Regions from separate parts of the Homo sapiens genome. Here regions 1, 2, 3, 5 and 6 are each linked to region 4. Evidence: chromatin loops called from intact Hi-C (ENCODE). Cell type or tissue: mammary epithelial cell. All regions are shown on one strand. Links, peaks and the distances in the headings refer to the core of each region. The heading gives the core; the rest is flanking DNA. Region 1 overlaps PAK1 (p21 (RAC1) activated kinase 1). Region 2 holds the start of GDPD4 (glycerophosphodiester phosphodiesterase domain containing 4). Region 3 overlaps PAK1 (p21 (RAC1) activated kinase 1). Region 4 overlaps MYO7A (myosin VIIA). Region 5 overlaps CLNS1A (chloride nucleotide-sensitive channel 1A). Region 6 overlaps PAK1 (p21 (RAC1) activated kinase 1).

Region 1 (4,872 bases), core at 449-4,448, 180 kb before region 4:
GTTTTAATAGAGACAGTTCACCATGTTGGCCAGGCTGGTCTGGAACTCCTGACCTCAAGTGACCTGCTCACCTTGGCTTCCCACAGTTCTGGGATTACTGGTGTGAGCCACTGAGCCTGGCTCCCTCATGTGATTCTTATGATGGCCTTAGATTGGCAGGGCAAGGACTATTATGCTCATTTTATATACTCAAAGAAATTAATTAGGCTCAGAGAAGTTAAATGACATACCCCAAGTGACTCAGCTGATACATGATGGAAATGTATTTTAAGTTGGGCCTTTAACTCCTTTGCTGCCTATAACCGAAGCACAATCTTCCATGCTAATTTTTTTGTCAAGTATTTCTATTTTTTCAACACTTAATTTTTTTTTTTTTTTTTTTGAGATGGAGTCTCACTCTGTCACCCAGGCTGGAGTGCAGCAGCGCGATCTCGGCTCACTGCAACATCTGCCTCCTGGGTTCATGCAATTCTTCTGCCTCAGCCTCCCAGGTAGCTGGGACTACAGGTGCATGCCACTATGCCTGGCTAATTTTTGTATTTGTAGTAGAGATGGGGTTTCACCATATTGGCCAGGCTGGTCTTGACCTATTGACCTCATGATCCACCCACCTTGGCCTCCCAAAGTGCTGGGATTACAGGCGTGAGCCATGTGCCTGGCAACACTTAATTTTTTATACCTGTTAGTAGCTAATGTAATAGGGAAAAAGTAGACTAGATTGACAACTCAACTGGGTCTTAGCCCTATTTTGCCACTGACTTACGTGACCTTGAACCAATCTTTTTCCTTTTCTGCACCTCATTTTGCTCATCTGTAAAATGAAAGTGCTGGAAGCACTTTCTGTTCCATCATTCTGTGCTTTGGAATTTGATTTTGATATATAGAAGTTCATCACCTTTAAAGGGAGTGTTTACTTATTTTTATATGACATAACAAGTATGCCTATTACCAAAATACCCAATCTTCAAAAATACTAGCAGTACGTAAAGTTGGGGGTAGTGCAGTGAAGGCATAGTGTTGTACTCTGCCAAAGTTGATAGTCTATAGTCTTTTGGACAAGAAAAAACAAACGAATTATGTTTAAAGTATATCCTGAATTTATTTCTCCAGAATACTGCTAGCTATTCTGGATTTGTTATAAGAACAAGTTGTCAGAGCTTGCCTTATTTCCTGCTTTGTGGGTTCATGATTTGCTGTAGTGTCAAAGAAGCTGTATCTAGCACTTTTTTACATGATGGAATTGGAATTGTACATTCTCTGGGCTTGGTTCTTGGTGAGGAATATATTGGATTTGGTAGAATATTTCCCCTCCTTAATTCTATTAGTGGTGAATTGGCAGTCAGTTTTTCTTGGACCCAGGGGAATTAAAGAACAAAACTGAAGACATTACCTGGTCTTTAAACTTACTTTCTTCCTAAGATCTCCATTGGGTCTCTCTTTCAAATTTTATGAAGTCTAAGATACCACTGATTGTAAGATGTACAATTATTTGCATACCAATCAAAGAAAATAAAGCTGCCAATTAAACCATAACATGCTTTAGAAAGTAGGACACACCTCTGTTTCAGAGACGTTAATGTGAAAAAATGTACATCTCAGAATCAGTGAAACATGGTAATTGCTTCATTGAGGGAGCTTGATTCTATTCTTGGAAAACAAGACCCTACCTTTAATTAGACTTGACAGGATCAATACCTCTCTTTTCCTCAACCTTAGTCCTTTTGTCCTTGTGGGCAGTAGATATGGATATAGAAGGATCCTTTATGAAAGCTGAAACTGGAGACTGGCCATGTTTTGGCATGGATGACTCAGGATGGTGCTATGGATTCTTTCCTTTTCTTTTAGAATGCAGATTTTCTTGGCCATTTAAGCCTGACAGTGATATAGCTGATGATGTGGATACAGTTCTAGCGTAGTATTTAGAATGAGACCAGAATTCAAATCTAATTCCTCTCTTTAACCTGTGTGTACCCTGGGCAAATAACAGTCATGTGCCACAACAACAGACCGCATATACAATGGTGGTCTGATAATTAATATTATAAGGGAGTTGAAAAATTCTTATCACCTAGTGATTCCTGAAGTTTAAAATAAATTTAGCATAGCCTAAGTGTACACTGGTAATGTCCTACTTAGGCCTTCACATTTACTCATCACTCACTCACTGACTCACCCAGAGCAACTTCCAGTCCTGCAGGCTCTATTTATGGTAAGTGCTCATATAGGTGTATCCTTTTATTTACCTTGTAAACCATATTTTTTATTGTACCTTTTCTATGTTTAGATATACAAATACTTACCGTTGTGTTACAGTTGCCTGCAGTAACGTGCTGTACAGGTTTGTAGCCTAGAAAGCAATAGGCTATACAATATAGCCCAGGTATGTAGCAGGCTATACCGTCTAGGTTTGTGTAAGTACACTCTATGATGTTCACATAATGACCAAATTACCTGATGACACATTTCACAGAACATACCCCATTGCTAAGCCACACCCAACTGTACTTAACATCTCTGAACTTGTTTCCAAATCAATAAAAGTAGATATAATAATAGTACTCAGAGCCATAATGAGGATTAAAGAAGGTGATATGTATAATGCATTTAGCATGATATCTAGCCTGTAGTACCAGTCATACTATTACTATTCTCTGAATCTGGCACGTGCTTGACCAGATAGACTTCTTTTGCTGTCCAGAAAAATTTAACTGTAACTGTTATTGACTAAGTCCCTTGTTTTTCTTCCTGTGCAGATAAGTCAGCTGAGGATTACAATTCTTCTAATGCCTTGGTAAGTCTTTATTTACTCTATTTTGATGTGGGCAGATGTGGAGGTAAGGATCAAGACAGTGTGGTAGAGGCAGAGCCTGAGCTGGGAGGCACTCATATTAGTCACTCCTGCACCCTTGGCCTCAGAATTCCTATCTATCCAATAAAGAAATTAGATATAATAAATAGGGGGTATCCCTTTCAGCTTTAATGTCCTAGAAATTCTTTCTTTGTGATAATTTTTTTATTTTTAATTTTTATGGATTCATAATAGTCGTAAAATGTTCTAGAAATTCTAATTTTGGAACCAGAAGGTATGGCTTTAGACTCAGTTTTAATTTGTAGCTTTGAACCTTGGGAAAGTCAGTTTGCCTCTTTGAGCTTCAATTTCTTCATCAATAAAATGAGGATGATACACTGTGCCCTCACCTGGACATGTCTTCAGATACCTACACTTAGAAGAAAATTTCCTCTTTGGTCTATGGAGTCTGCAAAACCAAGATTAGTACTAATTGTTGAAGGGAGCAGATTTTATTCATTTAAAGTCATTCATTCTGTCCTCTGAAGTTGTAATGAATGCTTTGACACTCAAATGGATGTTATAGAAATCATGAAGAATTGGCTGGAGAGTAAACTAGATGATCTCTCTGTCTCTCTTAACTTACAAATTCTATTTCCCAGGGCACTTACAGGGATAAAATGTGATGTTGATGTATTTGAAAGGGTCCTATAAATAGTAAAATGTGATGCATATAAGAGAATACTGCTTTTTTTTTTTTTTTTTTTTAAAGAGACGAGGTTTTGCTCTGTTGCCCAGGCGGGAGTGCAATGGTGTGATCATAGCTCAGTGTAAACTCAAACTCCTGGGCTCAAATGATGCTCCTGCCCCAGCCCTCTGAATAGCTGGGACTACAGGTATAAGCCATCACACTCAGCTTATTGAGTGTGATGTCAAATTGTCAGACAGACAATTTTTTAAAAGTTTTGGTAGAGATGTGGTTCTCATTATGTGTTCTCAAACTCCTGGCTTCAAGTGATCCTCCTGCCTCGACCTCCCAAAGTGTTAGGATTACAGGTGTGAGCCACCACACCTGGTTGCTATTTATTTTTTACATCTGATGTTGTCTCTTGTACATAGGTGGTTATGCCATATTGATTTACTAAACATTTGCAAAAGCCCTAGTTTATCCTATGCCAAGTCCGGTGTGAATAAGTGACATTACAGAGATGGTCAGACATGTCCCAGTACCTAAGAACCTCCCAGTCTTGAGGTTGAAGACCTCAAGCAGCCAGTTCTTCATGATTCCTGTTTGTGCTTGAAGGCACAGACAGACAATTATAGTGCAGCATGCTAACCTTCATGAAGCCAGGGGCTGTCTCTGACTTGTTAATTGTTATATCCTTGGCATCTGGCAAGTCTTGGCATTTGGTAAACATTTACTGAATGAAAGGTTGGATGTGTCAGAGAAAGCTTCCTGATGGTAAAGTCTGAGCTGAATGAGTTAGTTATCTAGAGCAGGGATTAAGGGGAAATGCGGGTATTCCACACAGAAAGAGAATAGCATGTATGTGGGCAAGGAAGTTCATGAGGCATACTTGCACAGGGAACTGCGAAGTGGTTATGACTAGAATGTGAATAGTGAAGGAAGTAGAGGTGGGTGATGAGGAGGATTGGTAAGCAGGACAGATCATGTAGGAGTTTGACTTATCTTAAAGGTGATGAGACGCTTAAAGAACTTAAGCAGAAGAGTGGTTAAGTTCTAACACAATACCGAGTCACCATCAAAATACTTTGAACCATGCTTCCACCAGTGGGGACTGGTTTATTCGGAGTCATTTTTACACATATTGATTATAAAAAACAATATTCACACGTTCAGTGCCTTGCAACCTGTTGGATCCTTTCTTACTGACTCTCTGAATCCTCACAGGAGCTTACTGAGGTAAGTTATTATCCTTGTAGATGATAAAACTGAAATGGAAAAGAGTTAATGGCAATAGGCATCTGATTCCCAGCCTATACTGCTTTCCCCTGATTTGTGCTGCCTTTCATCAAATAGAAGAGATGTGATTAAAAGATGGGAAAGAATTTGCAAATATAGG
Region 2 (4,759 bases), core at 1-4,000, 110 kb before region 4:
GGCACGGGGTGTCCTTGACCACGCCCACAGCCCCGCCAGGCCGCCCCCTCCCGCCCCGCCTCCCTCGGGCTGCCCTTCCAGCCAGGCGTCCATCTTAAGAGACGCTGGTCTCCTCAGGCGTGAAGATTGGATTTGGGTTGGGACTGGGAAGTCTCGGTAAGTAAATGTGCCCAGTTCCGTGCTTCCTCCCTAAGCAGCACCAGAAGCAGGAAGTTCTATTAGTATTATTAGTCGGCGGCCAAACTTGAGGCCCTTTGACGTTGTTCGCTCACTCTGTCGGGTCGTTTGTGTCCCCTCTCGAGGATTACGGGCCTGGACCTCCTGTTCAGTATCTGACAGTAGCGGCTTCGTGTATTTTCTAGTTTTCTAGTTGTTAATGGCGAAGGGGATAAAAATCAGCTTCGACTATGCCAATCCTGGGCGGCAACCCTTGGGTTTTGATCTCATGAGCTGGGGAATGGCGGTGACCTTTACTGAGATGGGACAGATTGCAGGAGGAATCGATTTTAGAGGGAAAAAACATCAGGGGTTCAGTTTTGGACATATTACTTTTGAGGTGCCTGTGAGAAATCCAAATGGAGATTTCAGTAGCCTGTCGGATATATGAGTGTAGAATTCAGAGAAGAGCTCTGGGAAGGAAACAGTGTTTCTCGATCTCCCCTTAAATATTAGGAATTTTCATGTAAACGTGGCTACGCTGGCTGGTGCTTAGACACAAAGTATCTGCAGGTGTGTAGACAATGGTGGTGGTAATTATTCTGGTTAAAAAGCTGCCTTTTATTCGATATCCAAGCAGCTTACCATCCTCCCATAGAGCTTTTTGTTCATAACGTCTGCCCTTGGACACCCCAGTATTTGCAATTAGTCACACCAAGTTCTATATATATGCAGTAGTTTCATCATTAACCAACTGAAAGTTTTTTTCTCATTTCCATTGTGATTTTTCTTTGACCATGCGTAGGTTTCTGTGTGTTTAATTCCCAAATGTGCAATTTGTTTTTCTTACTGATTTCCAGTTAAATTGCACTGTAGTCAGAAGATATATTCTTAAGATGTCAAGGTTTATTAAAACCAATTGTGATTTTTGATAAATATTCCATGTCCATTTTAAAGTACACTCTGCATTTGTTGAGTACAGTGTTCTATAAATGTTAAGACTAGTTAATCAACTTTTACAGTCGTCTATATCCTTACAGACTTTTTTTCTGCTTATTCTGTTTTTTTTTTAAGAGGTGTGTTAAATCTCCTACCATGATTATGCATTTGTCCATTTCTCCCTTAGAGACTAGGTGATTGGGTACTGTTATAGTTTCGGTGCCGCAAAAGAAATAGCACTCAAATATAAAATTTTCTTTTTAATTCTTAGCAAGGCAATATACTTCTATAGAAGGGTGCACCCTTACATATGGAGCAATGGTGAGCACACACTTGGACAAGGGAGGGGAAGGGGTTCTTATTCCTGACACACGTGGCCCCTGCTGCTGTGTCGTTCCCCTATTGGCTAGTGTTAGACCGCACAGGCTAAACTAATTCCAATTGGCTAATTTAGAGAGAGTGACGGGGTGAGTGGTTTGGCGGGAGTGAGGGTGGAGCAGGTGATCAGGATGAGTCAGGGCAGAGCTGGTAATCAGAATGAGTCAGGATGGAGCAGGTGATCAAAAAAGGTTGCTTTACGAGGAAGTTTAAAAGTAGAAGGCAAAGAATTGAACATACTGACATATTGATTCTTTGAAGAGAAATTTAGAACTCATATCTAATAGTACTTACAAATTGCAAATTAAAATTTTTGTTTTTTCACATTATGAAATGTCCCTCTTTGTCTCTAGTATTGCTTTTATGCCTCATAGTTTACTTTGCTTGTCATATAGAGAGGTAGATTGTATTATTTGACTCCAACTGTTCACCCTTCCCTTAGTTACATTCTTTGTGTTCACACCTTTTTCTGTGTAACTTTACTGTGACCAACCACCATGAGGTGACCTGCGCTGATTGTTGACTTTGGGCTCAACCATATGAACAGACATCCGGTGAGGCAGAGGCTTGAAATGGGCTTGCATTTGGGACTTACTCTCTTGGACAACTTCCAACACCATGAGAACATACCCAGGCCAACCTGGTTGAGTGACACATGAAGGAAAGCCAAGTCATCCCAGTCATTCTAGCTGAGGCAGAACAGATCAGCAGAACAGATAGCCCATTAGCTCAGATGTGTGAGCAATAAACTCTTACTGTTAAATGTGGAACATACGCTCTAGGAGGTAAAGACAGACAATAAACAGTAAACTTCCTAAATAAATACATTATATAATGTTTTATTTTCTATAGAAAAAAAGTAGAGTGCAATAGAGGAGTTAGAAGGAGGGAGCAGATTGCAGTATTAAATAAAGTGGTTAGGGTTGACCTTGTTGAGAAGGTGACATTTGAGCAAGGAATTGAAGGAAGTGAGGTAACTACTACTTTTGAGGGTGAGATAGTCATTTAGGATTTCTTCCATCTTTGGGCAAATTAATGGGACAGAATACCTAATTCTTATAATCGGGATGCTGATGGTATTCTATGGGGCTGGTGAGAAGCTGTGGGGTGGTTGGTGTTGCCTAGCAACTGCTACCTCCGGCCCCTGTCTCATAAAGAGGGTCCAGGATGGGAATGTGTGATACTCTGGGTGAGAGGGATTACCTGGTTTTCATATGAGGCCAGTGTGAGGACTAAACGCTGATTTTTTTTTATCTTGTCCAAATTCCTGTCTAAGGGGTCTGGGGAGTCATGCCCTACAAACCATAAATTCTCATCAGATGGGTTTTATTTAACCCTAGAGTCATGCCCTACAAACCATAAATTCTCATCAGATGTGTTTTATTTAACCCTATATATCATGATTTTCTTTCCAACCTGACTCTGGCATAACAATATAAGTCAAAAAAGAAAAAAATATTTTACCCCAAAATATGTTTCTTTGCCATATTTTGAAATGGCCCTCAAAGCTGTTTTTTTGTGGGGTGGGGGCGTGGCATCTGTAAAGAATCTCTGTTAACATAGCTAGATCTTTTTCTTCCAGACCCTTCCGATCCTAAAGAGATTAACTAAGATCTGAATAGGAAACATTTGTCACCTATTGTCTCTAAGAGCAGCCACTATAAGACTTCAAAACAAGTTTGGTCTCCATAATCTTTATCTTAACATGACCATTCCCTTTCTATCTATCCCAGGTCTTTAGACAAACTCAACCATTGTCAACCAGAAAATGTTTTTAAAAAAAATTTTTTTTTGAGACCCCAGGCTGGAGAGCAGTGGCACCATCTCTGCTCACTGCAATCTCCGCCTCCCGGGTTCAAGCAATTTTCATGCCTCAGCTTCGCAAGTAGCTGGGATTACAGGCGTGCGCCACCACACCTGGCTAATTTTTGTATTTTTAGTAGAAACGGGGTTTCACCATGTTGGTCAGGCTGGTCTAAAACTCCCGACCTCAGGTGATCTGCCCGCCTTGGCCTCCCAAAGTGCTGGGATTACAAGCGTGAGTCAGCGCGCCTGGCCTGATTATACTTTTCTACTGTCACTTAAAGATGATTTGCAAGGAAATGGAAGGCAAATGTATGTGCCCAGTTCCTTTTCTTAAACTGAATCTCCAAGATCTTTTTATTTCAATCTTTTTTTTTTTAAAAAAACGAAACAACAACAAAAAACTGTAGGTAGTCTTTATTTTCCCTGTCTTTTTCAGCTCCCTCCTGAACTTCCAAAATGTCTTCATTTATGCTCTGAGGCTGGGTTAATCACTCTATTCTCCATGCTGCCTAGTGTATTGTATAGATGTTTATTCTAGAAGTTATTACATTATATTATACTTAATTGCTAATATACATTTCTTCCACTATATTTAAATCTTATCAATGATAGCTTTGACTTATCACTTTGCCCTTGACGCATAACCTAATGCTTGGTCATTTGAGTGCTCAAAGTGTGCTGAATGGATAACAATTATTATATTGAAAGCCAACATTCAGTTTACAGTATTTCCAGAACTAAGTTCTTCACGTCTATTGATTCACTCAATAATCCCCACAAACTATATGGATATGTACCATTATCATCCACATTTAAAGATGAGAAAACTGAGGTACAGAATACTTACATAACTTGCCTAAAGTTGCACAGCTAAATATGGCAAAGCTGGGATATGAAACCTAGGCAAGGAGCTCCAGAGCATCTACTTTTTTTTTTTTTTTTTTCTGAGACGGAGTCTCGCTCTGTCGTCCAGGCTGGAGTGCAGTGGTGGGATCTCGGCTCACTGCAAGCTCCGCCTCCCGGGTTCACGCCATTCTCCTGCCTCAGCCTCCCGACTAGCTGGGACTACAGGCACCAGCCACCGCGCCTGGCTAATTTTTTTGTATTTTTTAGTAGAGATAGGGTTTTACCGTGGTCTTGATCTCCTGACCTCGTGATCCGCCCACCTCGGCCTCCCAAAGTGCTGGGATTACAGGCATGAGCCACTGCGCCCGGCCCAGAGCATCTACTTTTTAAATTATGAACTATTTAAAATATACAGGAAAATATAACCCCATATATTTATAATTGTTAACATCTTCCAATATTTGCTTTCTCTTCTTTTAGATGAAGTATTTGAAAGTGAATTGCAGACACCATACATTTTACCTGTAAATACTTTGTGTGAAACTCTAAAGGAATTTTTTTGTTTTTTTTTTTTTGTTTTTTTTGAGGCAGTCTCCCTCTGTCCCCCAGGCTGGAGTGCAGTGGCGCGATCTTG
Region 3 (4,872 bases), core at 521-4,520, 220 kb before region 4:
GGATGTGGATGTCCAGTTCTAGCACAATTTATTGAAAAGACTGTCCTTTCTTCATTGAATTTCCTTTTCTCTTTTACAGTCAGTTAACCACATTTGTGTGGGTCTATTTTGGGCTATTTACTTCAATTCCACTGATCTATTTATGTTTTCATTAATATCACATTGTCATTATCACTGTAGCTTTATAGCAAGTCAGTCTTCCAATAGATATCAATATAGTTGTATCTATAAAAATATATTGCCTAGGCCACATGCCAGACCAACCAAGTCAGAATCTCTGCTGGGACTCTAGTATATTTACACATATTTAAAGCTTTCCAAGTTATTCTGGTGGACAGGGAGAATTAAAAGCCACCATACTAAACCATAAAATCATCACCTCCTTGAAGATGTGGTTCTGTTCACTGATGTGTCTATCCCCAGTGACTTGCATAAGATGCTTAAATAGTTGTTGAATGAACAAACGACTAAAAGAACTGGGAGTATTTATCTTGGAGAAGAGAAAAAGTGGAGGGGCATAATAAATTAGCCTACATACATACATAGTTGCAAGCCTTTAATGTGACTTGCCCTGGAGGACGTTGCTCCTGGAGCAGAATTAGAAATTTACAGAGAGCCACCTGGCTGAATGTGAGGAAACACTGCCTCATAGTGCTGGTGGAAAGTGAGCTCCTCATTCCTGCATGTATTTCAGAAAAGCCTGGAAGACCATCTATAAGAGGATGCTGCATGGGGTGGGAAGTCGAGTAAGATAAGTTGCTATGATTATTGCTTATTAGTTTGAAAAGCTGTGTCTAAGGCAGAGGACTGCTTCTGGCTCTCATTCACCCTGTGTAAATTGGGATGAAGGACATGGTGTGGGGTTAAAAAAAAGTCTTAAAATGACTTTGAAGCTGAATCCTCAGACTACAGCAATTCTCCGGGTGTCTATTATTGACCAATTCTTTCTTTCTTTCTTTTCTTCCTTCCTTCCTTCCTTTTCTTTCCTTTTTTTCCTTTTTCTTTTTTTGAGATGGAGTTTCGCTCTTGTTGCCCAGGCTGGAGTCCAGTGGTGCGATCTCAGCTCACTGCAACTTCCGCCTCCTGGGTTCAAGGGATTCTCCTGCCTCAGCCTCCCGAGTAGCTGGGATTACAGGTGCCTGCCACCATCCAGCTAATTTTTTGTGTTTTTAGTAGAGACGGGGTTTCACCATGTTGGCCAGGCTGGCCTTGAACTCCTGAGCATTTACCAGATGTGTGGTCTTGGAGAAGTCACTGACTTCTTTCACCATCGTATTCTGTTTTCCACCAAGTTCTGCTGCTGCTTCTTCCAAGCTGTGTCTTTAGAAAATAGGCTTGCTTCTTTTTACATTATCTTACAATATGTTAGTCTAAATCATTACTATTTTCTGTTGCCTGAACCTCTGAGAGAAGTTATTAACTTATTTCCACTCCTACCCCCTTTCTCCACTGAACAGCCAGTGATCTTTTAAAAAATGTAAGTTAGAGTTTGTCATTCTGCTTTCAAACCTTTCAAAGCCTTCCCACTGCTAAAACTTGGAACAAAAGCCTAACTCCTAATTATGACCCGAAAGAGACACCGCATAATCTGACTTCTGTCATGTCTCTTAAGAGCAGGGTTTGGGAGGGGGAAGAGTGAGGTAATACTACCTCCTAGGGAGCATTTGCAAATGTGTGAAGGTGTGTTTTATTGTTTCAGTAATTGGGAGGCACTACTAGAGGCACTACTAGTCTGGGCCGTGTTGGTAAATGTTCTATAATGTGTTGTTCAGCTCAGGTTCCATCACAATGCCTGATGCACAATAGTTGGTTAAAAAATACTTATTGTATGAGCCCTGGACATTTTCCCTGGACCTCCGTTTTGACGTATGTGAATTGGTATAGTGCCTACTTCATAAGGTTGTTTTGAGAGAGACATAACATTTATAAAGTACCTAGTACATAATAGTTCTTAATAAATGGTAGCAGTGGCTAGGTGTGGTGGCTCATGCCTGTAATCCACAGTTTGGGAGGCCAAGGGAAGAGGATTGCTTGAGAACAGGATTTGAGACCAGCCTGGGCAACATGGCAGACCCCATCTGTACAAAAAATATAAAAATAACTGGGTGTGGTGGCAGGTACCTGTAGTCCCAGCTACTTGGGAGGCTGAGGTGGGAGGATTACTTGAGCCCAGGAAGGTCAAGGCTGCAGTGAGTCAAGATCCAACCACTGCACTCCAGCCTGGGCACACAGCAAGACTCTTGTCTCAAAATAATAATAATAATAATGTAGCAGCTGCTGAGCTTTGTTTGCTTAGAGGCAGCTATAGGGGCCCACCTAGCATTCTTCCTGGAGCATTAGAATTAGAACCTGGCACGTTTGGGGAGGGGGGAGGTGTATCTCTTTCTCTGAGGCCTAATCTGAATCGTAGGTCTGACCTGAGGAATCTTAGAAGGGACTCCTCTATACTCATCTGTAGAAACTAAGGCACAGAGGAGCTCTGGTTGTCTTTCTTGACTCTGGAGCTCACACAGGACTCTGACAAGCCCTGGAAAACCTGGCCCTGGAGAGAAATTACCTCCTGCTGGAGACTGGGTGGGGAGAATAGCTGAGAGGGTGGGAAGATAGCTGTCTCCCCGCCCTCAGCTCTGCTTTGCAGAAAAGGAGAAGCGCGCGGCTTCCTCCCGCCTCCTTCCCTCCTTTCTTCCCCCGCCCCTTCTGTTTCGCCAACCCCGACGCGGCGCCTTCGCTGCCGCCCTGCGAGAGCGCGAGCGTGCTGCACCTCGGGAGCTGGCGGCTGAGCTGCCAGGAGCCCAGCCCAGCTGAATCGAGCGGAGCCGGTGGAGCAGGGGCCTTGTGGGTACCCGGTTGGGCAGGGAGAGGTGCGGCTCTGCGACGGAAACAATCGCCAGAGATGCCGGGGCTAGCCTTCCCCACCAGGTAATGCCGGCCCTGCCTGGGGCTCCCCTAGCTGGGCCGGGTTCTGGGGGATCTCCGCCGGCTTTCGGAGAGTGGTGACACGGGGTCCAGTAGATTTTGAGGGGTGTCTTACTTTCCTCTTACCTTAAGGGACCCTAAATGAGAGAAAGGGCTGAGGGTGGAACCTTTAGATGAGCCCACCCAGGGCTAGGCCTGCACTGGAATCAGAGCTCTGCCCAGGGAAGGGTGTGAAGGGGAAGCTGCGCCTTTGGGGAACCGCTCAGCCTCAGAAGCTCTGCTCCTTTGCAAGCGCCCTTCTGCTTGGTGGCCAACGTGGTGCTTTCCTCTGCCTTGGCTTAGTCGCTGGCCTGCTGGGACTGTGGGGGCTTTTCTGTGTTAAGAGGTTGAGTGAACTGGGAGGGAGGAGACCTGGGGGGACTGGTCCTATTCAGACATCCTCTGTGGCTTGAGTTGCCATATCTGTGCAGTGAAGGACTTGACATTGTTTGTTACTCTGGCTTTTCCAGACTGTCAAACCATCTTTTGGAGAGGTGAGCTGGTTTAAAGTGCTAAAATGGGCTGCAGAGATGTCCCCCTCAACACTGTAGAAGAGAGGAGAACTTGGGAAGTAGACCTTGGTATCCTGTCTTCCAGCCAGCCTTTTGAATGGCATCTTGGTGGTTCTTCAGGGACAAAGCAGAGACTGAGAATGCTGATGCTTATTTTAGTGTGATGCGTAGGTGTGTTAGGTGTAGGGAGGTAGGGTTGGGAAGTAGAAGGTCAAGGTATGTTAATGATTCTAAACTGGCCAGTTTTTCTGTCCTTAGGTATAAAGTTGCGTTAAACTAGACTCTCTTCTCTGGAGCCCCTTCCTTATTCTGCTAAGTTAATGACAGACCTGGCTGTGGTAATATCTTAATCACTATAATTCTTTCCTTCTTTATTACCTGGCACCAAGAAGCTCATGTCAGGCCCGATAATAACCTACTTTGATTATTTTGGACCTCTTTCCTCCCCCTAGTTTTTTCATGACTCTACGTCTTCCTCTCCTCACTTTTCTTTCTATTTCCTCCTCCTGATCATTTTTCCTGCCCCCTGCCTACCTTTTCTCCCGCCGTCCCCTTCACCCTTCCTCCTCCCCTCATGCTTCCCCTTTTGTATTTCTCCCCCTGTGTAGCCAGTCTTTCCTTCCCTCTCTTGGATCCTCCCCCTCTTGATTAGGCTTTCTTCTCTTTTCTAAAATTTTTGGTTAAGCTTTCTTATTATTAGTAGGTTACTGGTTTGTAGAGACCTTTTCCTGTGTTTATGAGGTCCAAACATTGTTTTCTACCTAACTCACTTGCATCTAGCTTTTACCTCCAAATTCTATCTTCCCCAGGACCATTCTCTCTCTTTACTGCCTCTGTGCCTTGCCTTGGGCCTGCCAACAAGCACTCCCTCTTCCTGCATTTGTTTCCCATCTTTGCTGGTGGTGGTGGGGCAGCAAGCAGGTAGGCAGTAGGGAATAAGCAAGATGGGAAGTGGGGGGCCTGAGTGGGAGGAGAGCAAGAATGTCAAGTAGTGCTGGGCAGAGGCTCAAGTTCCCTTTAGTGAGATGAGTGACTGGGAGGACCAGAAACTCTGGCAGCTGTGAGATAGTGCTGATCTGGAGGAAAGGAGGTAGCCCAGGAAAGAAGAGGGAGGATAGCAGGGATGGGTTGGAGGGACAGGAGGAGGAGGAGGCCTGGAGGAGAAGACAGTGCTCTTTTGAAGAAGAGGGTGGCCTGGACAAGATAGTGGTTATTTGTGTGTAGAAAGAGAAAGATTATAGTCTGGGAAAGGGGACTATATAGGTTAATTATCTTCCCCTTTGATGACTGGCTTTTTGAACTGATTTCTACTCAGCAAATTTTTTTTTAGTTAAAAATTTTGAAAGAATTTACCATGTTTATCATGTTTAAGTGTACAGTTCAGTTTCAGTAAGTACATTTATAT
Region 4 (4,872 bases), core at 486-4,485:
GCCTCGGTCATGCATTGGCCCAGGCCCCTCCAGGAAGCCCTTCCACACCACCAAAGGCTCCAGGCCCCTCTCCTGGCCCTGCCTCCTGTAGCTCTCAGAGCCTGGCCTTTGGGACCCAGGCTTCTCACTGATTCACCAGGGAATTCTTGTCTGCTCAGAGGAACCATGAGCTCCCCAAGGGCAGGGCCACACCCTCACCTTCTCCTGGATCCCTCTGGCACTGGCATGGAGCTGGACTCTGCCCAGGGGCACATGAAGTGATGCAAAGAAACAAGCCAGCCCATCGAGCAGCCACTGCACACTCAGCCCTGTGAGACAGCGACCAGAGCTGACAAACAGCAGAAGAGGAAGTGTCTGCCCTGGAGAATGGGAGACACCTAGGGTCTGCTGGCAGGGTCAGAGTGAGGGAAGTGCATCACTGTGACTGCCTCCATCACCATTACCACCGTTAAGCACTTGGGGGACAGTTAAAGTGGTTAACAGCTGGCAGGATCTACTGCAGAGGGTTCAGAGAGCCAAGTGGCCACTGGGCATTTGCCCCTTCTCTGCCTGGCCTGGTGCACAGCAGCCCCAGTGATGCCTACCTAGAGCTCCCCAGGGCTCCAGCAGCAAGGGCATAGAGAAAGGCTCTTGGGGGCCTTGGAGGCAATAGATATTTTCCAACCAGTTTGAAATATTTCAGAATTTTAGCAACTGATGTGGCTATACTAATGCACTCCGCCTGAATATTTGCTTACCACCAATACCACCATTATCATCACCACTATCACCAACAAAACTACCACCACTACCTCCACCATCACCACCATCACTGCCAACACTATCACCAACATCATTACTGCCTCCACCATCACCACCATCATCACTACCAACACTATGCCTCCACCATCACCATCATTATCACTACCAACAACACTGTCATCACCAACACCATCACTGCCTCCACCATCACCATCATTACCAACAACACTGTCATTGTCAACACCACCATCACTACCTTTACCATCACCACTATCATCACTACCCACAACACTGTCATCACCACCAACACCATCACTACCTCCACCATCACCACCACCACCACCATCACTAACATCATCCCTACCTCCAATATTACCATAGTCATCAGTACCAACAATACCTCATCACTAACATCACTACCTCCACCATCACCAACACCATCGCTACCTCCACGATCACCAACAGCATCGCTACCTCCACCATCACCAACAGCATCACTACCTCCACCATCACAAACAACTACCTCCACCATCACCAACACCATCACCACCTCCACCATCACCAACAACACCATCGCTACCTCCACCATCACCAACAGCATCACTACCTCCACCATCACAACTACCTCCACCATCACCAACACCATCACTACCTCCACCATCACAAACAACACCATCACTACCCTCCACCATCACCAACACCATCACTACCTCCTCCACCATCACCACCATCATCATTACCAACACCATCACTACCTCCACCATCACCACCAACCATCATCACTACCTCCACCAACGTTACTACCACCAACTATCCTCTTCATTTCCACCACCTCCTTTCTCATCCCTCCATCACAATCACCAACAGAACCATAGCTACCATTACCATTATCGAAAACAAAACAACCACATAACTCCTGTCCTCAGAAGGAGAAAAAAGAATACACATTTGCAAATTCTGATCTCAAGGAATGGCTGTATTTCTCATTTAATGCAGCGCTTACTAGATATACTCAGAATGGTGCAGCAGGTCCTGCGGCACGTCCTCTGTAGCACGCACAGTCACTACAGCAGTGTGGGGGCCTCCTCCACTGGTGGAATTCAGGACATCCTCAGAAGCCCTTGCTCCCGCCATCTCGCCTCTCCTCACGAGCCCCCTGAAGTAGGCGGTGTCCATCCAGGAGCCTGAAGAGTGCCTGGTTGCAGTCAGGCTCACCCCAGCCTGAGCTAATGATGGCTCACAGAGGAGCACTCAGCCCAAACGTGGAAAGCAGGAGGCTGTGAGCCAAGCCAGCCTGGCGGAAGATTCCCTCCCACTCACCTTCTCACACCTGTACTCCCCAAACTTGACTCCTCGCACCACCTGCTGGTAGATGAGGTTGGTGGCCACGTTGTCCTCGGAGGGGCTGTGCCAGGGCGTGAAGACCTCTTTGCGGAAGAAGAGCCTCCAGGGGGCGTTGCGCTCCTGGGCGCCCTGCTCCTTGGCGTACTGCTCGCACTGGGAGATGGCGTCCATGACGTGGTCACTGCCGCTGCCCAGGGAGGACACCTGTGGGCACAGAGGGGAGGGGAGCAGGCACAGAGTCAGGGAAGGACTATGAGGAGCCTCAACGGGGCCAACGGTCAGTTCAGACAGAAAACGGAGGCCCAGCGAGGGGCAGGGACACGTCCAAGGCCCCCAGGAGGCAGACCAGATTCTAGCCCTGGGCTCTAAGCCGCACCCCCACCATTGCCTTCCTAGCCTCAGTTCTGGGCACGGTGACGTGGGAATTCCCATTTTCTAGTGGAAGCTTTTTGGGAAACTGAACAGACAGTACCTGGAAACATAAGAGCATCGGTGAGAAAAATCCAGGCAAACTGTGTCCAGCAACACGGTACCTCCCCTGGGCTTGTGGGCGGGGGCCCCTCTGCTGAGCATGACGTTGCTGGGGGTGGAGGCAAAATCACCCAAGCCCCAGGTCCCGCTCAGCCGAGGAGGCTCCAGCCTCCGAGGTGAGTCTGCGGGACGCCCACACTCCAGCTGCTTCAGGGCAAGTGTGAAGGAACTCCTGTTTGCTGAGGAGTTTCTCCATCAGATGCCGTGGCAACCTGAGAGGGAATTCCATTCCCATCTGCACACAAGGGCTGCGCAGCCCTCCCATCAGCCTGTGCCATGCTCTTCCTTCAGCACCAGGAGAGGATTCACTGGGCCTGAGGACACAGGACTGAGGACATCCTACTGCTGGGTTTTCCCTCAGGTGCTGAAGAGCACTCAGCAGTTTTTTGTTTGTTTGTTTTTTTGAGATGGAGTCTCGCTCTGTCGCCCAGGCTGGAGTGCAGTGGTGCGATCTCAGCTCACCACAACCTCCACCTCCTGGGTTCAAGTGATTCTCCTACCTCAGCCTCCCGAGTAGCTGGGACTACAGGCGTGCGCCACCGTGCTCCACTAATTTTTGTATTTTTAGTAGAGACGAGGTTTCACTACATTAGCCAGGCTGGTCTCGAACTCCTGACTTTGTGATCTGCCCGCCTCAGCCTCCCAAAGTGCTGGGATTACAGGTGTGAACCACCGCACCTGGCCGAGTTCTCGGCAGTCCTGAGGAGTCAGGCAGAGCCAATTAGCACAGGCTCAGGGGGAAACCGAGGTGCTCAAGGGTGAATAGCCCCGGCAAGTAGGTGGCAGCACTGGCAGCCCGGAGTGGGGCCGGGAGGAGGTGCTTCCGGGAGGAGGTGCTTCCGGGCGGCCATACCTTGTCAAACAGGGCAATGTAGAGGGAGAACCCGAACCGGTCCTTGAGAGAGATCTTGTCGGCCAGCGCGTTGCAGAGCTCCTTGGCCGTGGTTGCCGAGTCCGTCAGCAGGGTCTTGGTGGTCCCATCCATGAATGTCACGGGCAACATGATTGGCTTCTTGGACTTGGTGGCCTGGAAGTGCCCCAAGAGGGTTTGTGGGGTCCCTTCCCTTCAGACCTGCCTGCCCCTCTGGACTTTGGCTCTCTGCTTTCTGTGGGGTTGGAGGTGCCCCAGCACCCCAGGCCCCAGTACCTCACTGGGACACTGCTTGTCCCTGTCACAGGTGTCCAGGGAGCCCTGCTGTGCACCCCACCCCAATGGGACCTTTAGGACCCCTGAGCCAGGGCCTGGGGCTGAGAGGTCAGGCACTGCCACAGGCCAGGGGTCTCTGCTATCACTTCATATAACCTTCACCATGTGGCAGGTAAAGGCATTGAGACACAGAGGGAATCTCCTTTGCCCAAGTCGTCTTGACCGTAAGGCCAGCAAATGGAGTCCCTCATCCTTTGGGGGCTTTTCTGTTCCGATGGGCCTGGGGTTCCAGAACTTGAGGGTAGGTGTCTGAGGAACCACAGAATCTCAAAGCAGGGAATGTTTCTGGGGCACTCGAGTGCACTGGACACACACACACACGCATTTACACACGTGCGCACACATGCACACGAGCACGTGCATACACACGCACGAACCTGCAGCTCCAGCCAGCTGGGCGGCTGTGTCCGTGTCCCATTGACAAAGGTCCTTCTCAGGCGCTCCTCACAGTACGGGGCGTAGCCGGGCGGGCCCCCGTGGATGAAGTTCCGCAGGTACTGCAGCCAGAGTACCCGCTGAGGCGGCCCCTGGGGCTCCCCATGTGGATTTTGAGGGCAGCCGCCAGGCCCTCCCGGCACTTGGAGGCCGCTCCTCCAGGCCAGGTTGCTTTCTGTGGCTTCCCTACCCTCTCAGCTCCACCATCTATTTCCAGCCACGTCTGTGGCCTCCCCCACCTCCCGCTAGCTTAGCCTAGTGGCTCCTCCCCATACCCCTTCACAGCACCAGCCAGTCGGGTCGGTCCTGCCATGACCTGCTCCACTCTGACCCCAGCGCCCAGGGCCTGCCCCAAGACGAGGGTGCAGAGGGCCTGGGACACGCTCCTGTCAGACTCAGCCCCCTCCTAAGTAGAATGGGGCTGAGGGGAGTGTGGGGAAAAGAGGTGGCTGCCTGAGAGGAGGGGGTGCCAGGAAGATGGGGCTCAGTAAGGAGTGGCCGGGTGGGCCTTGTGACCAGGCCCTTTGGAGCCCCTGGCTATTGCTCTCCCCACAGTGCTGGGACAGGGCCTAGCTCCCCTTCCCACTCCAGGAGGCCAGGCACCTTCCTACCTT
Region 5 (4,872 bases), core at 523-4,522, 430 kb before region 4:
TTTTAATAACTAAGAGAAAGAATTGACTCTCTATAGTATAGGAAGCAGATACAGAATTACATAGTATAGGAATGCTTATGTCATTTGTTTTTAGTGATTTTTTTTCCTCATTACCAAAAAAGTCTTTGTTCATAGTCAAAAAAATTTTTTTAATGTGCGCAAGAAAGTAGAAGTGAAAAAGAAACAAGTGTAATTCTAACTGAGAGATATCCACTATTAATTTACTGTTGCATCTGTGTATTAGTTTGCTAGGGCTATTATAACAAAGTGTCATACAGGCTGGGTGGCTCAAACAATAGAATTTTATTGTCTCATAGTTTTGGAGGCTAGAAGTCCACGATAGGTTATCTCTGAGGGCTGTCAATTCAGGCATCTCTTCAGGTATACACACACCCACCAAAGCAAGAGAGAGATTTTAAGAAATTGGCCCACGTGACTGAAGGCTGGCAAGTCCAAAATCTGCATGGTAAGCCGGCAGACTGGAGACCCAGAGAAGAGTTTATGTTGCATTCTGCTGCCTCAGAAGTTCTGCTGGCAGAATTTCTTCTTGCTCAGGGGAGGTGAGTCTTTTTCCTATTGAGGCCTCCAGCTGATTAAATGAGACCCACCACACTATGCAGGGTAATCTCCTTCACCCAATTTTCACCAGTTTACAAGGCTAATCTCATCTAAAAAATAACCTCCACAGAAACATCTAGAATAATGTTTGACCAACTATCTGGACACCATTGCCTAGCCAAGTTGATGCATAAATTTAACTATCACACCCTTCTTTTTTTCTTAAGATGGAGTTTCGCTCTTGTTGCCGAGGCTGGAGTGCAATGGCACGATCTTGGCTCACTACAACCTCCGCCTCCTGGGTTCAAGCGATTCTCCTGCCTCAGCCTCCTGAATAGCTGGGGTACTGGCGCCTGCCACCGCTCCCAGCTAATTTTTGTATTTTTAGTAGAGACAAGGTTCCACCATGTTGGCTTAAAGTATGCACAGGCAAAGAAGAGGTAGAAAAAAATAAATATAATTCTGAGATGCATTTACTATTAATTTTCTGTTGCATATCCTTTCAGTCTTGTGTCCTTTTGTGTGTGTATATACACTGATTGTGTGTGTGTGTGTGTGTGTGTGTGTGTGTGTTTGAGACAGAGTCTTGCTCTGTCGTCCAGGCCGGAGTACAATAACGTGACCTCGGCTTACTGCAACCTCTGCCTCCCAGGTTCAAGTGATTCTCCCACCTCAGCCTCCTGAGTAGCAGGGATTACCCACTACTATCGTGCCCAGCTAATTTTTGTATTTTTGTAGAGACGGGGTTTCACCATGTTGGCCAGGCTGGTCTCGAACTCCTGACCTCAGGTGATCCGCCCGCCTCAGCCTCCCAAAGTATTGGGATTACAGGCGTGAGCCACTGCACCCGGCCATGATTCTGTCTTATTTATTTATTTATTTATTTAAGACGGAGTCTCACTCTGTTGCCCAGGCTGGAGTGCAGTGGCATGATCTTGGCTTACTTCAACCTCCACCTCCTGGGTTTAAGAGATTCTTCTGCCTCAGCCTCCTGAGTAGTTGGGATTACAGGCATGTGCCACCATGCCTGGCTAATTTTTGTATTTTTAGTAGAGGCGGGGTTTCACCATGTTGGCCAGGCTGGTCTCTAACTCCTGACCTCAGGTGATCTGCCTGCCTTGGCCTCCACCTTCCTGGTTCAAGCCATTCTCCTGCCTCAGCCTCCCGAGTAGCTGGGATTATAAGCGCCTGCCACCATGCCCGGGTAATTTTTTTGTATTTTTGTTAGAGATTTCGCCATGGGGTTTTGCCATGTTGGCCAGGCTGGTCTCAAACTCCTGACCTCAGGTGATCCACCCACCTTGGCCTCCCAAAGTGCTGGGATTACAGGCGTGAGCCACTGTGCCTGGCCAAGACAACTCTTTCCGTGGGGCTTGTATTAGTCTGTTTTCACACTGCTGATAAAGACATACTCAAGACTGGGCAATTAGCAAAAGAAAGAGGTTTCATTGGACTTACAGTTCCATATGGCTGGGGAAACCTCACAATCGTGGTGGAAGACGAGGAGCAAATCACATCTTACATGGAAGGCAGCAAGCAAAAAGAGCTTTTGCAGGAAAACTCCCCCTTATATAACCATCAGATCTAGTGAAACTTACTCATTATTATGAGAACAGCACGGGAAAGACCTGCCCCCATAATTCAGTTACCTCCCACCAGATCCCTCCCACAACACGTGGGAATTCAAGATGAAATTTGGGTAGGGACACAGCCAAACCATATCAGGGCTCTTGTTTTTTTTCTCTTGTTCCCTCCCCACCTTTTATTTAATGAGATGACAAAAACAGGGAAATAAGCAAAAAGCTTGCTGTACTGATTTTTGTCTTTTCACTTTGTGAGGATAGGGCTGTATACCTTAAAAAGCCTAACAGTAAATACTTAGATCTGTAAAGGGTGAACAATTGATACTGCATTTGAAAGTTCCTACATAGAGTTATTTTAGTATTGAGGGTGAGAATTTACACAGTTAGTGTCGCAGACTGATTTTGATGTGGCCTAAATCCCCAGGTAGCATTTTCTTTCTCAGTTTGTCCCTTCAGACTTTTCCAAAAAGAGGAAAAAGCAATTCTTACCAGCAGAGGGCACTAGCTTCCTTCTGGTAGAAGTTATAAGTTGAATCTACCTGTCTGAAGTGTTCATAGGGATTGCTCAGTAATTAATTTTTTTGTTTAGATGGGATGGAGGTGGATACCACACCAACAGTTGCTGGACAGTTTGAGGATGCAGATGTTGATCACTGAAAATGATTTATGCAAGTTTAAGGTGAGTAGTTCATTTTCTCCCTTGTCGCTGATCATGAAAATCATATGAAATGATTACTTTCTACTTTTTAAAATTCTTTCTTGAGACAGGGTCTTACTCTGTCACCCAGGCTAGAGTGCAGTGGCATGATCCTAGCTCACTACAGCCTTGAACTCAAGCAATCCACCTGCCTCACCCTCCCAAATAGCTGGGACTATAGGCACATGCTTACCACACCCAGCTTATTTTAAAATTTTACGTAGAGACAAGGTCTCACATGTTGCCCAGGCTGGTCTCTAACTCCTGGCCTCAAATGATTCTCCCTCCTCGGCATCCGAAAGTACTGGGATTACAGCTGTGAGCCACTGTATCTGGCCTATTTCTTTTTCCTTCTTTAAAAAAATTTTTCTTCTTTTAAACCTCAGATTGTTCCTGACAATTTATTTGCTACTCCATTATTCTGAGAAATATATTGTCCTTTGCCAGCCTAAGTATTTCAACTATATGTTAGATAATAACTGAAGGTCATGTTCATATCATACAGAGCTAGAACCAGTAATTGTAGTAGTCCTTTATAAGCTGTTGTTAAATTGTTGTCCCTGTCTCCCCACTACAACTTCCTCCTACCTTATAGCATTGTTTTCTTGAATACTGGCTATCCTCCAGTCTTTGAGATGCTCTCGCTAGCCTCCTTTTATTTTACTAAAGCATATAGTAATAGCATGGTAAGATTTATATGTTTTGACTTGACTCTGCTACCACTGTCAGTCATCCAGTTAAGTTATAAGATCCTTTGTTATTCCCTGCAATGATAAATATTTCAGAATTCCTTCTCTTTTCTTCTGATACAGATTTTAGTTCTGAACCTAGTTCTGTAATCATTGGCTTTTCTCCAGTTACAAGTTTTAATTCCTTTACCCCTGTTCTATTTCATTTCAGAAACCAGCCTTTTAAAGTTCCAGTTAGCTTCCAAGTTACTGCTATTGTGAAAACTGTATAACATTGCTTCTTATACTGACCATGAATTGTGATACTGGACCTGTGCTTTCTTCTCACATCCTGCCAGTGGAACTATCAGAAAATAACCTCTTAGAGTTCTATGATTTATATTTTCCCTTAAATACTTAATTTTAATTTCCACATTTACTTTTGTCAGTGGTAGCCATACAGTTTAAAATTAGCAATGTCTTCTCTGTTAAAATCATGTGTTCACATCACTGGAGCTCTGTTAACTTTGATTTTTAGCTCTCACAGTTCCAATTGTCAGTAACTTCACTGTTCTACTTCATGGGAAATCCTTTGATATCAACTTCAGTATTCTTTCCTTATTTCTCATCACATTATAGCATATTAATTTTTTCAGTTCAGTGATACTTGTTTTAGTAACTGTTTTATTGCAATTAGAAAACAGATTTTTGGGTCTTTGGGCTTTCACATATTTCTTTTGAAGAATAGACTATACAGAGAACATCAGCCACTCTATTATTAATCAGAATCATGAGAAACTCATTTGGTATGTCACTAACAGTTAAACAAATGGGATGTTACTGCAGTCCTTGGCAAGAATTCTTAGGATTCTTTTTAATGGTGAAATAGCCACAAACTTTTTAATGAGCTTTGTTTTCTGTTAATTTTATCCTAGAGCTCAGAGGCAGAGAATTATTTTATTCATAACGGTTTTTTTTCTTTTCTTTTTTTTTTTTCTTTTTGAGATGGAATCTCGCTCTGTCGCCCAAGCTGGAGTGCAGTGGTGTGATCTTGGCTCACTGCAACCTCTGTCTCCTGGGTTCAAGCGATTCTCCTGCTTCAGTCTCCCAAGTAGCTGGAACTACAGACGCGCGCCACCACGCCTGGCTAATTTTTGTATTTTTAGTAGAGAGAGGGTTTCACCATGTTGGCCAGGATGGTCTTGATCTTTTGACCTCGTGATCCGCCTGCCTCGGCCTCTCAAAGTGCTGGGATTACAGGCATGAGCCACTGCACCCTGTTTATAATGTATAAACATTATGTATAATGTTTATACATATTCTTCATCTGGATAATTGATCTGAATTCCGAACAATGTCTGTACAT
Region 6 (4,872 bases), core at 776-4,775, 160 kb before region 4:
AGTCATCTGTTTACTCCTGTATGTAGTCTTGTTCTCTAAACCAGAGTTTTTTGTTTTGTTTTGTTTTAACAATAACACTTAGAATTATGACTTAGAATTAAGACTTGGCCTGGGAGTTAGGACACTTGAGTTGAAGCTTCTGCTCAGCCACTGACTTGTGTCTTAGGCAATTTTCTACTGTTCTCTAAACCTCATTTTTCTCATTTTTAAAATAGGGATGTTAATACTTGTCTCATTTGCAAATCAAATGAGGTAATATATGTGAAAAGTACCAATTCCTAGTAATTGGGTATTAATGGAGAGCACATTGGACCGGGAGACTAAAAATGAAACTCCTAATCTTAGCTCTGACACCAATTTGCTGTGTGACCTTGGGGGGGAAGTATCTTCTTCCCTTCTGTGGGCCTCAATTTCTCCATCTCTAAAATACAAGTTATAAAACCCAGTGGAAAACCTCTATGTCGTTGCACTTGAAATATTCTTTGTTGTAAACCTCTTCTCTACTTTATCTCTCTGGCTTTTACTTAAAGTGGAAATCAGTCCATATATCACCTTTCTGAAGTTTTTCCAGTCTTTTTTTTGTGTGTGTGTGCCTCTTTCTGTACCCCTTTGGCTTTTATCACAGCAATTATTATATTTTCATGGAACTTTATGCTTACTTATCTGTCTCCTCCATGAAATTGACCTTCTTGAGAGCAGGGACTGCCTTGACTGTGTCATATCTCTTCATTCCTAACACAACATATGGCTTGGTGCGTATTAAATGAGTAAATATTTACTGAATGGATTAATTAAAAAATGAATGACTTTTAGGAGTTTAGAAATGGAATAGCTTACTATGAATCAAAGCAGTCAAGGTGATGAAACTTTTGGTTGAGACTTATGGGGGAAAAGCTGAGGGCCTGTTTAGCATGCTTTTTGGCTATTGGAGGTAGTTCTTTAACCCTTGCCAGCTACAGGGGTTGGGGAAATGTGGAACCTTTTTTGTATCTTGATTTGGGAAAAAATGATTCATGGTCTCTGTTTCTTTCAAAGGAAGCATAGTGAGTGTGGGCGATCCTAAGAAGAAATATACACGGTTTGAGAAGATTGGACAAGGGTTAGTAGGGGCATTTTCTTTCCCTGGAGAAATGACTTTAAAGTGTGTGTGCCGGCATATATGATTTTGCTTTTTTTTTGCCTCTCATAAACCTTGTTCTTCTTTCTCCACTTTACCCCTCACCCATCTGGAGTTGTTATGTGAGACTGACTTGAGATTTGGCAGAATTATGCTTAATATGAGAGAGATGCCATTAGCTGACCATGTTGCTAAAAATACCCCTGCAGTGACAGTGAGAGAACGGTTTTTTTTCTTAGCACAAAACCAACTTCCCAAATTACAACTCTGCTTTTCCGGATGAACCCTGTTTGTCCTAGTGCTGAGATCCACCAGCACTAATATAAAATGGAAGACCCAAAACTATAAATCCTTCTACTACTGTGATAGGACCTGTTTTTCTAGGTAGATGCCAGAATTTATCCTTCTTGCATTCATCCTTCTCTGTATCTTATATGCTGCCCTCAGTGTAATGAATTCAGCAAGTCTTAACTGAGTTCCTATTGTGTGCAAGGCACTATGAATTCAGAGACAATCTCTGCTTCCAAGGACCTCAAGTCAACAGAAAAAGATAGGCAAACAATTGTATAGTCATATGTTGCCTAACAAAGGGGATATGTTCTGAGAAGTGCATCCTTAGGCAGTTTTGTCATGTGAGCGTCATAGAGTGAACACAAAACTAAATAGTATAGCCTACTACACACCTAGGCTATATGGTATAGCCTCTTGCTCCTAGGCTACAAGCCTGTACAGCATGTTACTGTACTGAATACTGTAGGCAATTATAACACAATGGTGGTTGTATATCTAAACATAGAAAAGATACGGTAAAAATACAGCATAAAAGATAAAAAAAAGGTATATTTATGTAGGGCACTTAACATGGATGGAGCTTGTAGGACTGGAAGTTGCTCTAGGTGAGTCAGTGAGTGGTGAGTGAATGTCGAGGCCTAGGACATTACTGTGTACGCTACTGTAGACTTTATAAACCCTGTACACTTAGACTGTACATTTATTAAAAAACAAAGTAATTGTGCTATGACGTTACAACTGCTACAGTGTTACTGGGTGATAGGAATTTTTCAGCTCCATCATAATCTTATGGGACCACCATCATATGCGGTCCATCGTTGACTGAAACGTCGTTATGTGACACATGACTGTCTTGTGTTTTTAAAGTGTTTGGCTGTTATTTTGAGTGAAAGAAGCTAGATATGAAAAAGCAGATACTGTCTCATTTGATTTATATGAAATTCAAGAACAGGCAAAAGTAATATATGATAATAGAAGTCAGAATAGTGGTTATTTCTGGGAGGAGGATGTAGAGTGGGAATAGGCATGAAGGAATCTTCGGGGGTAATGACTGTAGTGTCTTTTGAAAGTGGCCATTATTTTGAGTGAAAAAAGCCAGATATAAAAGAGCAGATACTATGTCATTCTATTTATATGAAATTCAAGAACAAGCAAAACTAATGTATGATAATAGAAGTCAGAACAGTGTAGTTATTTCTGGGAGGAGGATGTTGAGTAGGAATAGTCATGAGGGAATCTTTGGGGGTGATCTTGGTAGTGAACACATGGGTGTGTACATATATAAAAATCAAGTTGTACACTTAAGATTTGTGCAAATTAAGTTATACCTCTCTATAAAAAAAAAATGAGATTTCTAAAGACCCACCAAAAGAGATAAAATTAAAAAGAAACTGAAAAAGAAAAATGTCTGGCTCTCAGTGTTAGTGGAATGAAAGCATTGTTGCTAATGATGTCATTGAAATTTTCTTTTTTTTTTTAAATTATACACCCAAGAATTTCTGAAAATAAAAGATTGCATAATATAGGGAGGTTCTGTTTATACAGCATTCTACAGTTCACATCTGTTATTTGCATTTATTGTTTAATCCTCAGAACAACTCTGGGCTTGAGTGGATCTTATTTTTTTCTAGTTCCAGTGTTTTTCAAAATAGACATACTTTTGTGAGTTTGAACTGGTGTAAGGTATTTAACACCTTGAGAAAAAAATTATTTTGCTTACCTCAGAGTAATGTGGGATGGTATTTCCTTTAGGTAGTGAAATTGAGATATTAAGAATGTAGCAGAAATGTACATGGACAAGCATAGGCAAGTCAGGTTTCTTCTCTGGACTGGAGTTTCTTCCTGTAAATTTAAGGAAGACAGATTGTGAATTGAGGACCTTTTACCTCCAGAACTTTTGTGACTTTTTTTTTTTTTTTAGTTACTGATATATGAGACCTATAAATAGGCAACATCTGCATAATGTTCTTTCCTTGCTTACTTGACAGGTCTGTTAGTGCTAAGGGAAGAATGAAATATTAATTAAGCACTTATGCTGATGTTTCCACATTGCATAATTTTTAAAATATAACTGTCACACCAATATGATGAATTGGTAATATTGTAATTTTTGCTTGCTTTTATTTCTCCTTTAAGACCTGAAGATTATTATTCTTTTGGACTTGGAATTCATATGTCTAATTATATGTCTATTCAAGTTAGAAATAGGTATTAAGCAGTGGGCCTAAGTAGCTTTCTACAACTTTGTAATCATGGAGACAGTCCCCTGAGGCTTGGGCATGTTTGTCCTTTAAGAATATTACATCTAGTAGGATCAGGAAGGGATGGGGATAGGAAGACAGATACCAGCTTTATAACAGAAGATAGCTAGGGGCAGGATAATCAGGCAGTGAAGAAATAACTGCCTGTACAAGTCATCCAATCCTTATTTTATAGCCAGTATGTTATAGTCACAGTTTCTAGGCATGTAGCTAGGGTCCCAACTAAAGAGTGATGATTAGGGAGCTGGTGACCATAGTTTCTAGCTGCAAGGCATGCTTACACATGACTTTTCCCCCTGGATTGACCTGGAATTATAATCTCAGGGCTTGCCTAGGAAGCAGTCTTGTAATAGAGCAGAATTTTAATTTTCTTCAAATTGCATCATATGTACCTAACATATGGCATGTACAGGTACAAATATGTGTTACAAATTACTTACCTACAAATACACAGGGTTTATGGTCTTAAGCATAAAATGAGGGTTTTAGTTATTTTGAATGGATTTAGTTATTTTGAATGAATTATTACTTTCCTAGCATTATTTCTGCATTTCTTCCCCCCTTCTCTGTCTGTATATATGAATGTGTATATACTTAACATACATATGTGTACACACATGTGTCAAGTGGGGTCATTCTTACCTTGGGGGTGGGGCAGAGGTACCCTCAGATCTTCTGGGAGCATGTATGTTTGAAAGAGTATATTTAATATCATTTTATGTTTGAAAAATGAAAACTAAAAACCACTTTTATAATACAAACTACAGAAAACAAAATTCACATATCCTGTTGATGGAATAAATGATTGAAAACCATTATTTTATTTTAAAGGATCCAAGTGTATCCTGTAATATCAGAGTGGGAAGGGTACTTTGAGATTAGATTATTCAGTGTGGTTCTTCAAGTTTTTATAGTTTTTTACTATTTATAGTTTTTTAAAGTAAATTTTCACTAAAGATAGCATACATAAGTGTACAACTCAATGAATTTTCAAAAAGTGAACACGCCTATGTAACCAGTACCCAGATTAAGAAAAAGAACATTACCGACACCCTGGAAGTCCATATTCCTTTTTGATAAATAAATAAGATATGCTGGCCCACCCCCAAACACATTCTGAAATTCTCCGCAGGGCCCCTTTCTCCCCACCTGTCACCCCCCCAGTTGAAAATCATAGATCTAATCTTATCCCTTTTATAGATG

The links. Hi-C counts contacts between places; a loop is a spot of excess contacts. Peaks named below come from ENCODE experiments on the same cell type or tissue, not always from the same donor. Only the 100,000 strongest peaks of a DNase experiment are listed, where the experiment ranks them.
Region 1: a loop joins it to region 4, with 4 times the contacts of the local background. A loop is called at or near these places in 9 of 110 quality-filtered maps.
Region 2: it touches region 4 in a loop (2.4-fold over the local background); 5 of 110 quality-filtered maps call a loop at or near these places.
Region 3: a loop joins it to region 4, with 4 times the contacts of the local background. A loop is called at or near these places in 6 of 110 quality-filtered maps.
Region 5: it touches region 4 in a loop (17-fold over the local background); 25 of 110 quality-filtered maps call a loop at or near these places.
Region 6: a loop joins it to region 4, with 4 times the contacts of the local background. A loop is called at or near these places in 3 of 110 quality-filtered maps.

The regions. Positions count from the first base shown.
Region 1 is chr11:77,372,247-77,377,118 of GRCh38, reverse strand. It overlaps PAK1 (p21 (RAC1) activated kinase 1), which reads left to right. Exons shown (of 15, transcript NM_002576.5): 5 at 2,754-2,791. Among named protein-coding and RNA genes, the nearest start is that of GDPD4, 73 kb to the right of the region's middle. In mammary epithelial cell, for the core only: no CTCF peak of the experiment used is centred there; a DNase peak (open chromatin) is centred at 2,188; H3K27ac peaks cover 1,444 bases.
Region 2 is chr11:77,297,002-77,301,760 of GRCh38, reverse strand. It overlaps GDPD4 (glycerophosphodiester phosphodiesterase domain containing 4), which reads left to right and starts at 75. Exons shown (of 17, transcript NM_182833.3): 1 at 75-156. In mammary epithelial cell, for the core only: no CTCF peak of the experiment used is centred there; DNase peaks (open chromatin) are centred at 1,600 and 2,110.
Region 3 is chr11:77,409,821-77,414,692 of GRCh38, reverse strand. All of the region lies in intron 1 of PAK1 (p21 (RAC1) activated kinase 1), which reads left to right. Among named protein-coding and RNA genes, the nearest start is that of PAK1, 62 kb to the left of the region's middle. RefSeq lists an enhancer at 3,055-3,174. In mammary epithelial cell, for the core only: a CTCF peak has its summit at 2,732; a DNase peak (open chromatin) is centred at 2,692; H3K4me3 peaks cover 1,354 bases; H3K27ac peaks cover 1,168 bases.
Region 4 is chr11:77,189,468-77,194,339 of GRCh38, reverse strand. MYO7A (myosin VIIA) reads right to left here. Exons shown (of 49, transcript NM_000260.4): 28 at 4,870-4,872; 29 at 4,201-4,320; 30 at 3,470-3,643; 31 at 2,062-2,289. Among named protein-coding and RNA genes, the nearest start is that of MYO7A, 64 kb to the right of the region's middle. RefSeq lists enhancers at 2,097-2,596, 2,597-3,098. In mammary epithelial cell, for the core only: a CTCF peak has its summit at 2,135 (motif pointing left); a DNase peak (open chromatin) is centred at 2,119; H3K4me3 peaks cover 993 bases; H3K27ac peaks cover 462 bases.
Region 5 is chr11:77,617,554-77,622,425 of GRCh38, reverse strand. CLNS1A (chloride nucleotide-sensitive channel 1A) reads left to right here. Exons shown (of 7, transcript NM_001293.3): 6 at 2,731-2,820. The coding sequence ends at 2,798. Among named protein-coding and RNA genes, the nearest start is that of CLNS1A, 18 kb to the left of the region's middle. In mammary epithelial cell, for the core only: a CTCF peak has its summit at 2,625 (motif pointing right); no DNase peak of the experiment used is centred there.
Region 6 is chr11:77,349,763-77,354,634 of GRCh38, reverse strand. PAK1 (p21 (RAC1) activated kinase 1) reads left to right here. Exons shown (of 15, transcript NM_002576.5): 8 at 1,036-1,099. Among named protein-coding and RNA genes, the nearest start is that of GDPD4, 51 kb to the right of the region's middle. In mammary epithelial cell, for the core only: no CTCF peak of the experiment used is centred there; a DNase peak (open chromatin) is centred at 3,144; H3K27ac peaks cover 2,459 bases.